Regions from separate parts of the Mus musculus genome. Here region 1 is linked to region 2. The links are chromatin loops, found by intact Hi-C in ENCODE. Cell type or tissue: left cerebral cortex. All regions are shown on one strand. Each heading gives the region's core, and the rest is flanking DNA. Links, peaks and the distances in the headings are about the cores only. Region 1 overlaps Ankdd1b (ankyrin repeat and death domain containing 1B). Region 2 overlaps Cert1 (ceramide transporter 1).

Evidence for each region. Peaks named below come from ENCODE experiments on the same cell type or tissue, not always from the same donor. Only the 100,000 strongest peaks of a DNase experiment are listed, where the experiment ranks them.
Region 1: a loop joins it to region 2, with 8 times the contacts of the local background. A loop is called at or near these places in 36 of 42 quality-filtered maps.

The regions. Positions count from the first base shown.
Region 1 is chr13:96,429,238-96,434,618 of GRCm38, reverse strand. Ankdd1b (ankyrin repeat and death domain containing 1B) reads left to right here. Exons shown (of 15, transcript NM_001369169.1): 10 at 1,219-1,317; 11 at 4,735-4,833. Among named protein-coding and RNA genes, the nearest start is that of Ankdd1b, 39 kb to the left of the region's middle. In left cerebral cortex, for the core only: a CTCF peak has its summit at 2,690 (motif pointing left); a DNase peak (open chromatin) is centred at 2,694.
Region 2 is chr13:96,591,170-96,596,550 of GRCm38, reverse strand. All of the region lies in intron 3 of Cert1 (ceramide transporter 1), which reads right to left. Among named protein-coding and RNA genes, the nearest start is that of Gm46436, 22 kb to the right of the region's middle. In left cerebral cortex, for the core only: a CTCF peak has its summit at 2,698 (motif pointing right); a DNase peak (open chromatin) is centred at 2,737; H3K27ac peaks cover 733 bases.

The DNA of each region.
Region 1 (5,381 bases), core at 133-5,132, 160 kb after region 2:
CTTCACCTGCTTAGCCTAATGCTTGTTTGTTTTTGGTTTTGTTTTAAGATAAGGTTTCTCTGTGTAGCTCTGGCTGTCCTGGAACTCTTAAAGATGAGGGTGGCCTTGAACTTAGAGATTTGCCTACCTCTGTCTCCTAAGCACTGGGATCAAAGGTGTGTGTCACCCCCCCAGGGTAAATGTGGGGTGCTGAGTGTTTAGTTAGTACCACATGAGGCTTCGTGGAGTGGGCTTGATGCTTATTCCCGACGGACGTTGTCTCTGCACTGGAGTGGAGCTGTAGGCTATCCCAACCAGCTTCCTTTACATGCATCCTTCCTCTCTACTCTGTCCCCAGAAACTCAGGCCAGCACTCACCCCTGTCTGCTCGCCCCTCCTACCTACTCCCGTCCTCAACTTCCTGACTCTCCCCTACTCATTTGCCCCTCTCCCTTAGTACATTGCTTCTTCCTCAGTCCTGAGTTGCCTTCTTTCCTCCCAGAGAGCTCCACAAGCCAGTGTGACTGGGTGGAGGTGAGATGGCAGGGACGTTTGAGACAGAGTATGGTGATGGACTGTGTCTGATGGTCTGAGATAGAGAGGGGAGGGTGGGAAGAAGGGGGAGGGATCAGGAGGTCCAGGTGGGGTGAGGGGATGAAGGAGCAGGCTGTTGAGACTAGTCACAGCCCACCATGGGTAGACTCCGCAGAGGAGCCCCGAGGCCCACGTAAGCAGGGACACCGCCCTGCCATGGATCTAGGGAACTTCCTGCAGCTCACATCTGTTCAGGAAATGCCGTGTATACATTTCCTCCTCTGTGGCCACTCCTTTTGTCCTTTGGCTCTCTGAAGGCTTCGAGAAGTCCTCAGTTGAGCCTTCTTAACACGTCCTTATCTGTGTTTGAGCTCAGCTGTCATTTCTTCAAGGAAGCCTTTTCTAGCTTCCAGAAGGGTTGGTCCTCCCTCGACGTACATGCCACCCCAGCACCGTTGACGTTTCCTCTAAATCACTTAAACTTTGAAACTAAATAGCTGTGTCACTTCGTTAAAAAGATAAATCTTTAGGCCCTGAAGAGCCTGGCCCTTAGTAGGTGCTTGTTGTGTCTGCCCAGAGTGACAGGCAGCCTGCAGATGGTGGTGACTGGTCAGGGCTTCCTGTGGATCTGACACTGGGTGGACTGTTGTAACTCTCAGAGATCAGGGATTTGAATGCTGAAGCTTGGTGCTTTTCTTTCTGCAGTCTAAGGAGCCCCCTCTTCACCTAGCAGTTATCAACAACCGCCCCGCAGTCGTGAACAGCTTACTAAGTGCTCGGCATGATGTTGATGTCTTAGATCAGGTAAGCAGGCTGGACACACTGTTCTCTTGTGTTTCAACATGAAATTTCCAGGTTTCAACACAACGTGTCAGCAGGAAGTTCTCTTAGGTTCAAGGTGCCTAAAACCATTCTTGGGATGAACATGTGACTCTTCTTCATTCGTTCTGTAACCTCTCTGCTGTCCCCACACTGCTGCTTTTTGCAGAGGCAAAGCTGGGATTCTGGGTGTATGTAATAAAGTTGTTCCTTTTTAATAGGCATAGTTAGGGCTTCTGATAAACAATGACAAAGCAAATTGCCAGAAGTTCTTTAAATCAAAAGCCACTCCTGCAATGTGAAATGTTGTCCTTGGCCTGAAGCTGGTCCCCATAAGAAGGAAGCTTTGTTTCCACATTAAGTATCTTCCTATGCTAGAAGGTAAAAGAGACCTCTTAGAATTAAACAAACAAACAAAAAGTTCACCAGGTAGTCAGTGGACTGGGACAGAATCAAATACCCTGTAAAAGCCACCTGTCACCAATGGAGATGAACGGGCAGAGCAGCAAGCAGTAGGCAGTTGGCTGTTTCTGCCTCTGGGGCAGCCTCTTCTAGCTGCCTCTTCCAGGGATGCAGGCAGTGGGAAGCCTTGGGGGCTGGGGGTGGGGAGCCACAAGCAGCCTCTGAGTCGCTCTTTTCCAGGCCATCCCCACCTATGCCTTCTGGATTAGGGAAAGCCTTGTGCAAGAGCACTGCTGTCCCAACCTCCCCTATGGCCATTTCCTTACCTGTTGAAACAGCACAACTGGATCCCTTCAGGTTTTTTCCAGCTCCAGCCTCTTGGTTAATTTTTGACCTGGGCAAGGAGATTTACAGGCAGTCTGTCCCTCCCTCCTCCAGACAGCCTCCCTCTCTGTGTCGCACCAGCCCACAAGCTGGGAGCCTATCTCCCTGGTTATTAAAAGTATTTGCATATTCAAACTTAGTAATGATTCAAATCTTTTCTACACAGACTAAGCCTTGTGTTCATGTATGATTTTGGCTTCTCCAGAACTGGCTTGATCCATTCTTGATCCATGCCTGCCAATCAGTTACACAATTTGACCATATCAATTCAAACTTTTGTTACATCAGTAATATACATACAAAATAATGGAATTTATATATTTTTTTGCATAAAGTATATAAAATCAGGATATACAAAAATGGTTTTTAGAAAGTAAATGTTCATTTGACCCCACTGAAGAAGGGCGGCTTTTGTTGTGGTGTTTCCTGTGTTCTTGACTTAGAGTGGTATTGTCAAAGCATGCTTTTGTTGACACAGCACACTTGTGCCTGTGTCCTGTGCTGGTGTGTTTACCTCTCTGTAGGCTTGTTGGTTCCTGTGCTGGGTGAGGAGCCCTCAGAGAGGCACACACTGCCACCTGCTGGCGGCCTTTTCTACATGCTTTCTGATGGCAGCGTGGCTTTGCCTTTTTTGGTAGGAAGAGACCTCGCGCTTCAAGCTGTTGTGCAGCTCTTGACCCAGGGAAGGGGCTTCTCTGCCTGGTGAAGGAGTGGGTCTGGATCATATCAAAGCTCCTGTCTGTACAGATGTCGTCACATCACTCCTTTCTGTAGGAGGTCGGGGTGATGATCATAGGTTACACTTTGATCTTCTTGATAGAAAGCGGCGACTCCGCTAAGAAACTCAGTCTTTTAATTCTTAATACATAATAATGTAGAAAATGGGAGAAAGAGCGAAAAACGGCAATAAAGTAGACTTTAGTCTCCCCCATCTTTAATATAATTTTTAATAGTATCAATGTATTTTTTCTTGTTTTCCCTGAGTTTATAGATTAAGCTTAGCCAGATGTAGTGTCTCCTAAAGCTTATTTTTAAAATTGATTTGTTTTCATGTTATGTGTGTTGGGTGTTTTGCCTGCATGTTTGTCTGTGCAAGGGTGTGGGGGTCTCTGGAACTGGAGTTACAGTTGTGAGCTTGTGGGTGTTGGGAATTGAACCGGGATCCTTTGGGAGATCAGCTAGTGCTCTTAACTGCTGAGCCATCTCTCCAGATCCCTCCTAAAGCTTTTAATACTATGTCATAGTTTTTCCTTTTATCAAAATCTTTGAAGCCACTTTATTATAGTAAAATGCATATAACATTAGTTACCATTTAAACTATTTTTATGTGTACAGTTCTGTGACATCACAGAACTTCCCATTTCCCAGTCCCTAAGCCCTGGGAAATGCCGTCCTTCCTGTCTATGAATTTGACTGCTCTGGGTACCTTGCACTGAAAGGAACCTTTTGCGACAAGCTCTCATTACACTTCTCAGATGGGTCCCAAACTCCTAGGCTCAATAAGTCCTTCAGCCCCAGTCTCCTGTGCAGCTGGAACTACAGATCATGACCACACCTAGCTCCTGACTTGATTTAATAGTTGCCAAGCATTCCTATATACTTATATATAGTTTATATAATGTCTCATTACCAAACGTGTAACTAACTGTATGAGGTGGGGCATAGTAAAGAAAGTGCTGATGTGACCACTTCATTAGTGGGGGTATTGTGAATGTGTGTGTCTGTGTGTGTGTGTGTGTGTGTGTGTGTGAGAGAGAGAGAGAGAGAGAGAGAGAGAGAGAGAGAGAGAACATTCAGAAACGTCTGGAAGAATCTAGAGCAGAGAGAAAAGAAAACAGACTGGACATGGCCAGGGCCATCTGTGGGAGAGTGCGAGAGCATGCTGGGGGAGAATAGTGGACAGCCAGAGAGCAGAGAATAGCCAGAAACAGAGGACAGAGCACAGAGAGAACAAGGGGGTGGGGGTGGGGGTGGGGTAGAGGAAGAGAGCGAGAGAATCATGCGGATTCTAAGGAGCGTTAGTAGCTGAGGGGAAGAGGGTGTGGAGTGGGAAGGGCCAGGACCTGTGTAACAGGTACTTGCGACACTGAGGGAGCCTGGAGGCCAGGTGGGCTTTGATACGTGGATGGATAGGTGCCTCAGGTAGCCATATGTCCCTTCTGCCAGAGATGAGGGAAATGACTCCTGTGGTAGTGGGTACCTGTCTCACAAGTCCCAGGCTTTTATCTAGAAATGCTCACACAGTGCAGCTTGAGGTCATTTCTGGATGTTGGGGCTGCCCATGACCTAACCATAACTTGTCTTTTTTTAAAGATTTATTTATTTATTTTATGTCTATGAGTGCACTGTAGCTGTACAGATGGTTGTGAGCCACCATGTGGTTGCTAGGAATTGAACTCAGGACCTTTGGAAGAAGTCAGTCCTCTTAGCCACTGAGCCATCTCACCAGCCCCTAACCATGACTTCCTCCCATCTTTCAATATTTTAAATTCTGCTGCAACAACTGTCCCCTGTGCCCCCACATGAGGATATGTACTTTACACATTTTCCCCCCAAAACCTGTATGGCATTCTCTCCTGCATGTGCTTCCATGACAGTTTACTTCTCTCATGGCAGAGGCGGCAGACCCCTCTGCACGTAGCTGCTGATCTTGGAAATGTGGAGCTGGTGGAGACACTGCTGAAGGCTGGCTGCAACCTGAAAATCACTGACAAGGTAGTCACCCTGGCTGCCCTGTTTTTTGAGATGTCAGTGGAGATTTCGCTATTGGCTGCCATGTACAATAGGAACATCAGAATTCCTGAGATGGGCATGAACTGCATCTTCATAGGCAGGAACACACTTACATTGTCTATCTATCTATCTATCTATCTATCTATCTATCTATCTATCTATCTATCTATCTATCTATCTATCTGTGTATGCTTGCGTGAGAGTGTGTATGTATGAGTGTGAGTGTGTGTGTGTGTGTGTGTGTGTGTGTGTGTGTAGCACATGGAGGCCTGGAGGCCAGTGGTTAACGTCAGGACTGCTTTCTATCTTATGTCTTTGAAACAGGATCTCTCACTGAGTCCAGAGCTTTCAATTTAGCTAGACTGGTTGACCAGCAAGCCCCAGGGATCCTCTTGCCTGTCTTCTCAGCCCTGGATTACATGGCCAAGTCTTTCACACTGTGGCTTGCGTGGTAAGCACCTTATTAACTGAAGCCAGCTCCCTAGCCCTACATCTCAATTTTTTTAAAGATTTACTAATTTTAATTAATT
Region 2 (5,381 bases), core at 331-5,330:
TTAAGGGTGTTTATCAAAATGCAAACTGCAAATAAACTAAAATCAGTAAAAAATTAGAGAATATAAATAAGCCTGTAAGTCCATTTGAGTATCACAGGATCACACCAAAAGGAACCTGTAATTACAGCAATCATGGAGCTGACAGAGTAAGGCTTCTTATCTCTTAATGATATCCACTGGTAGAATATAAATCCTACAGGTAGGTGTTCCACTTGCCCTTAAGGCTGTTTGAGTTTTTTCTTCTGTTTTCACAAGAATACTAACTTGTAAGTTTAGTATTTCTACATTTTACTAGAATGGGTTTGGTAATTGCCGAAGACTGAAATTAGAAATAAGAAAATCTGTTAACAGACAACAAAATCTAAAGACTTTCAGAAATTAAGTATCGCAGATATCTATGAGAGTCATTTCTAAGCAGAAATTAAATAAAACAGCTCTCTACAATTTACAGTCCAATTTTAAAGATACAAATTATAGACATTTTAAAAATATTCAAAATTCAACAATGTGGCCTTGAAATGCAAATGAATCCACTCTTCTCGGTTTTTGCTCACACCCAGAAGTCTCGGGCAGAGAAGTAAATGGTAGTGAGGCTTTTGAAGGCCTTGTTATCAAACAAGGAAAAGCTTTACTAAAGGTTTCTCACACTACAGCTTCTAGAGCTTCTCTTTCTCCAAGCTCCAGTATCTTAAAACAGGCAATACCATCTTATGACAAGGACATGATAAAACCAGATTCTACTACAATACTGGTGTAATATATGTTAAATCATGAATAACACATGGATGTTCATTATGATTAGAGTATTTGTCTTTAATAACTTCCCTAAAATAAATTCCATGATAAATTATGAAAATCAGTCTAGTAAACGAACAAATCCTAATTTCATTGTTACTCAATATAAATAATGAAGATTTGTTGTTCTAGATCTGTTAATTGCAATAGTTTTAACAAAAATGAGAGCTGTAGAATAAAATATCAAGAACAGTCACATATTAAAGGAATAGCTAGACAGCCACTTTAATACATAAACATAGTGCTCTAAATTGATTTTCTATTTCTTTCAAGTCAAATCTACCAAAGATGCCAATATGAAAAGAAAACCTTTGTTAGACAAGTAAAAATTCTAAATGAATAGTAATTTTGCGTACAACAATCAAAGCAACATTAATTTGAATTTGAAATATCTGCTTTTTTTTTTGAGGGAAGAGTATGGTAGAGGTAGAAGAAAATGGGGAGAAATTACAGTCACTATAACAACACAGTGTTCCGCTCACTGGTGCTGCTTTAGGGCTAATCCTTGAAAGGAATGCTGGTCTTTCCATCTCTCTCATTCTCCCACAGGAAAGAAGCTGAACTCACAACCTTTAATCACCTACCTATGAGTATTGTGAAAATCCCCAGTTCTACCCAGATATAACCAGTTACAAAAGGGAGGCCTTTCCTTTCCTTTCCTTTCCTTTCCTTTCCTTTCCTTTCCCAATATTTGCTTTAGGACACCTCCCAGCCCTTTCAGGGGAGGCTGCAAGGCAGAGGGTGGACATGGAGGGACCGGGAGATGAGAGCAATTGGGGGACATGGTGTGAAATTCACAAAGACTCAATACAAAGGAAAAAAAAAAGAGTCCCCCTCTCATTGGGGCTATGGAACCTGAAGAGGTTACCTCCTGCAGCCTTGCAGGAACCCCAGTGGAGCAATACAGACACCAACCTACCCACAAAAATTTCAACCCAAAATTTATCCTGTCTACAAGAAATATAGGCACAGGGGATGAGCAGAGACTGAGGGACTGGCCAACCAATAACCAGCCCAACTTAAGACCCATCCCATGGGCAAGCACCACTCCCTAACACTATTAATGATACTGTTATGCCTGCAGGCAGGAGCCTAGCATGGCTGCTCTGAGAGGCTCCACACAGCGGCTGACTTGGACAGATGCAGAGACCCACAGCCAACAGTGGATGGAGCTTGGGATCTCTTACGGAAGAGCAGGGGAAGGATGGCAGACCAAAGGGGACAGGACTCCACAGGAGCCCAACAGAGTCAACTAACCTGGACCCTTGGGGCTCTCAGAGTTTGAATCACCAACCAAAGAGCATACATGGGCTGGACCTAGGCCTCCCACATATATGTAGCAGATGTGCAGCTTGGACTTTGGGTGGATCTTGAACAACTGGAGCAGAGGCTATCCCTAAAGCTGTTGCCTGTCTGTGGGATACGTTCTTTGAGCTGGGCTGCCTTGTCTGGCCTCAGTGGGAGAGGACGCGCCTAGCCTTGCAGACACTTGATGTGTCAGGGTAGGGTGATCCTTAGGGGGCCCTATCTGCTCGGAAAAGGGAAAGGGGGTGAGTATTGTTGGAAGGGGTGCCAAGGAGGCAGGCAGTGAATGGAATGTAAAGTGAATCAGTTAAAAAAAAAAAAGTCCCCCTTTCACTGTCCTGCAACACAAACCTCTTCTTTCTCAACTTTGCCAGAGTTTAAAATGACAGCTGGCTAGGGATACATTACAAGTTACAAATATCATATATAAGACATGGTTTCTCTCTAAATATCACAGTAATGAGATTATGCCTACATTATATTTAAACATTCAATCCTTACAAAAAGAAAACAGAAAAACAATGACAAAAACAAATCAAAAACGAAAACCTCCAAACAAAAAAATTAAAAAAACAAACAAACTGAAACTGCTCTTCTGTCCAGTAGAGGGAGCCATTAGCATACTACTCAGATTGTATGCCTGGAAAGCTGACAGGGGTTACTACTGGTCAAAGAACTATCTTAACCTTTAGACTAATTCCTTTATCCTATGTGCTTGGGATTTTTAGATTTCAGAATATTATAATTAAATCACACAGTTCAAAGCTATGAACTTAATAAAATAGTAGAACTGTCTACAAACTTACTTATCTTAAAGTTACTAGGCCAGTTTGATAGTTTAACTATATGGAAGATAAATTTAACTATCATTTTGCATCATTAAATCATCTAAGCCCTAAAAGTGGCATATAAATATACTAAATATTGAATTTAAAATTGTAAAGCATTTTCTTTAAATAATTTTTCCTATTAATGATCACTATCAAGCAATACAGCAAAGAAAAAGGCAAACATTTCCATATGGTGTCAAAAATTACCTAGTCATGATTTAAATTAAGGGAAAAGAGAAAATACAAAAATATTAACATCAAAATATAGGACTTTTTCTGAAATGGAAATTCTAAAAAGCCCAAGCAGCTGAACTGCAACATCCATCAGTCTGGGACCCATGTTATAAGAAGACAAACCTTATAGGAAGCAAGATGCTGTATCTTAAGAGAGAATGGATATGAGTGGCTGGACAGATGCTTCAGTAGTCAACAACCATCCTAACTCCAACTTCAGGAACTAAACACCTTATTCTGGCTTTCAGTGACACCGCACTAACATGCCATACCCCACCCTCACATAATTAAAAAACTCCAAACATCTTTTTAAATAGTATGTTTTAACACATTTACTCCAGAAAGCATCACTGAAAATCATACAATGGGAAAAGCAACAGTAAAGGCAAAGAGGTAGGGCTCCTTTGGACAGTGAGTGTTGTTCCTAACTCCTTTGCTATCCTCACTGTATGACTGGACTTTATACACTGTGTTCAGAGTCACAACACTGCTTAGAAAAGGATCTGGGATTCAATTCCAGATTCATGTGCCCATCTCTAACATTTCCTCCAGGTATCCTGGTGATGGACTCCAGACTCTTAGACAAAGGCTTGGAAAGTATTGGAAGTCCTGGCAGACTGACAAGGGACCAGTTCAACAGCTGAGGTGCAACTGGGCAGGAAAAGAATAGGAAATGAAAGGGTTGAGGCAATGAGGGAAAGACAAAAGGGAAGGGGTAAGGGAGAGTCAGAGCTGGTAAAATACTCTAAGGACAAAGAAAAGCCCGTGCAGGCCCTGACCCTCAGATCTCAAGCTAAGTGCTGTAATACCCTGATTCTGATACCCAAGGCCTGCACAGAGTTCAGAATCCCAAGGGTCTCCTGCTGCTGCTGCTTCATACTTACGTACTGTCACAAATTGCTACTGTCAAGTCAATGAAGGAAACGAAAGCTCTTAAAGACCAGTATTTTTTGTCCACCTTGAGTATCTCATCCATCCATAAGCTCTACACAGGTAGAATAAAAAAATCCTCATCGAGGGGACTGGGAGACAGACTGATGCACAGGTTTCTAACCACTTTGATTTTGTCCTCCTACAATTTCTCCCCTGTGTACTCAGGCTGAAGAATAGCAATCTATTTCTTTTATTTCTTGTTACATAGTGTTGATCTCAGCATTTCCCATCTGACCTTTCCCACAGTACTTAAATAGGGTCTTGTTAACAGCAGATACACAACTGCATAGAATGTTAACCTCTTTTCATTTACTCTTAAATATTTTATATCAGTAATACAATAAAATAAGTCTTTTGCTCTAGCATGTGTTTGTGGGTTTATTCCTGTTTTGAAATATGAATCAAGATGAATGTTTTTAAGTGCACAATTCAATACACACACACACACACACACACATTGTTGTACCAACAAACTCCAGACACTTCATCGTGTGAAACGGAAACTCCGTATGCGTTAACCAGCAGCACAGCATTTCTCCCTCCTTTCAACTGTGGTAACTACAACTGTGGCTCTAAGCTTGTCTCCTTACACACTGACCTTCAAGACTACTTAAAATCATCATTAAGTCCTTTGTCCATTGCTGAACTGTTTTTAATATTGTAGTTAGGTCTTAGAAATTCTCTGTATAAAATGGGTATTATTAGAAAATGAAAACATTTTCCCAACTACAAGTTCTTTTTTGCTCTATGAAGTGTTTTAATGCAGCAAACCTGCCAATCTTCATAATGTTGAATTTGTCTGTTTCTTTTACTGCCTGAAAAGTAGAGTTACACCTAATAAGTGACTGCCAGGATGAATGCTGTGAACATTTTGCCAAGTTTTCATGATGACCTTAGGTATTTCCTTCCTGGATGCCTGTGATGGTTTGTATATGCTCAGCCCAGGGAATGGCCCTATTAGAAGGTGTGGCCCTGTTGGAGTAGGTGTGTCACTGTGGGTGTGGGCTTTAAGACCATCATCCTAGCTGCCTGGAAGCCAGTATTCTCCTAGCAGCCTTCAGATGAGGATGTAGAACTCTCGGCAGCTCCTGTACCATGCCTGCCTTGATGATAATGGATTGAACCTCTGAACCTGTAAACCAGCCCCAATTAAATGTCCTTATAAGAGTTACCTTGGTCATGGTGTCTGATCACAGCAGTAAAACCCTAAGACAGTGCCCAACTTTTTGACATCATGATACTGTCAGTCATCTACAAAGGTACCACTTATGAGTTAAAGACAAA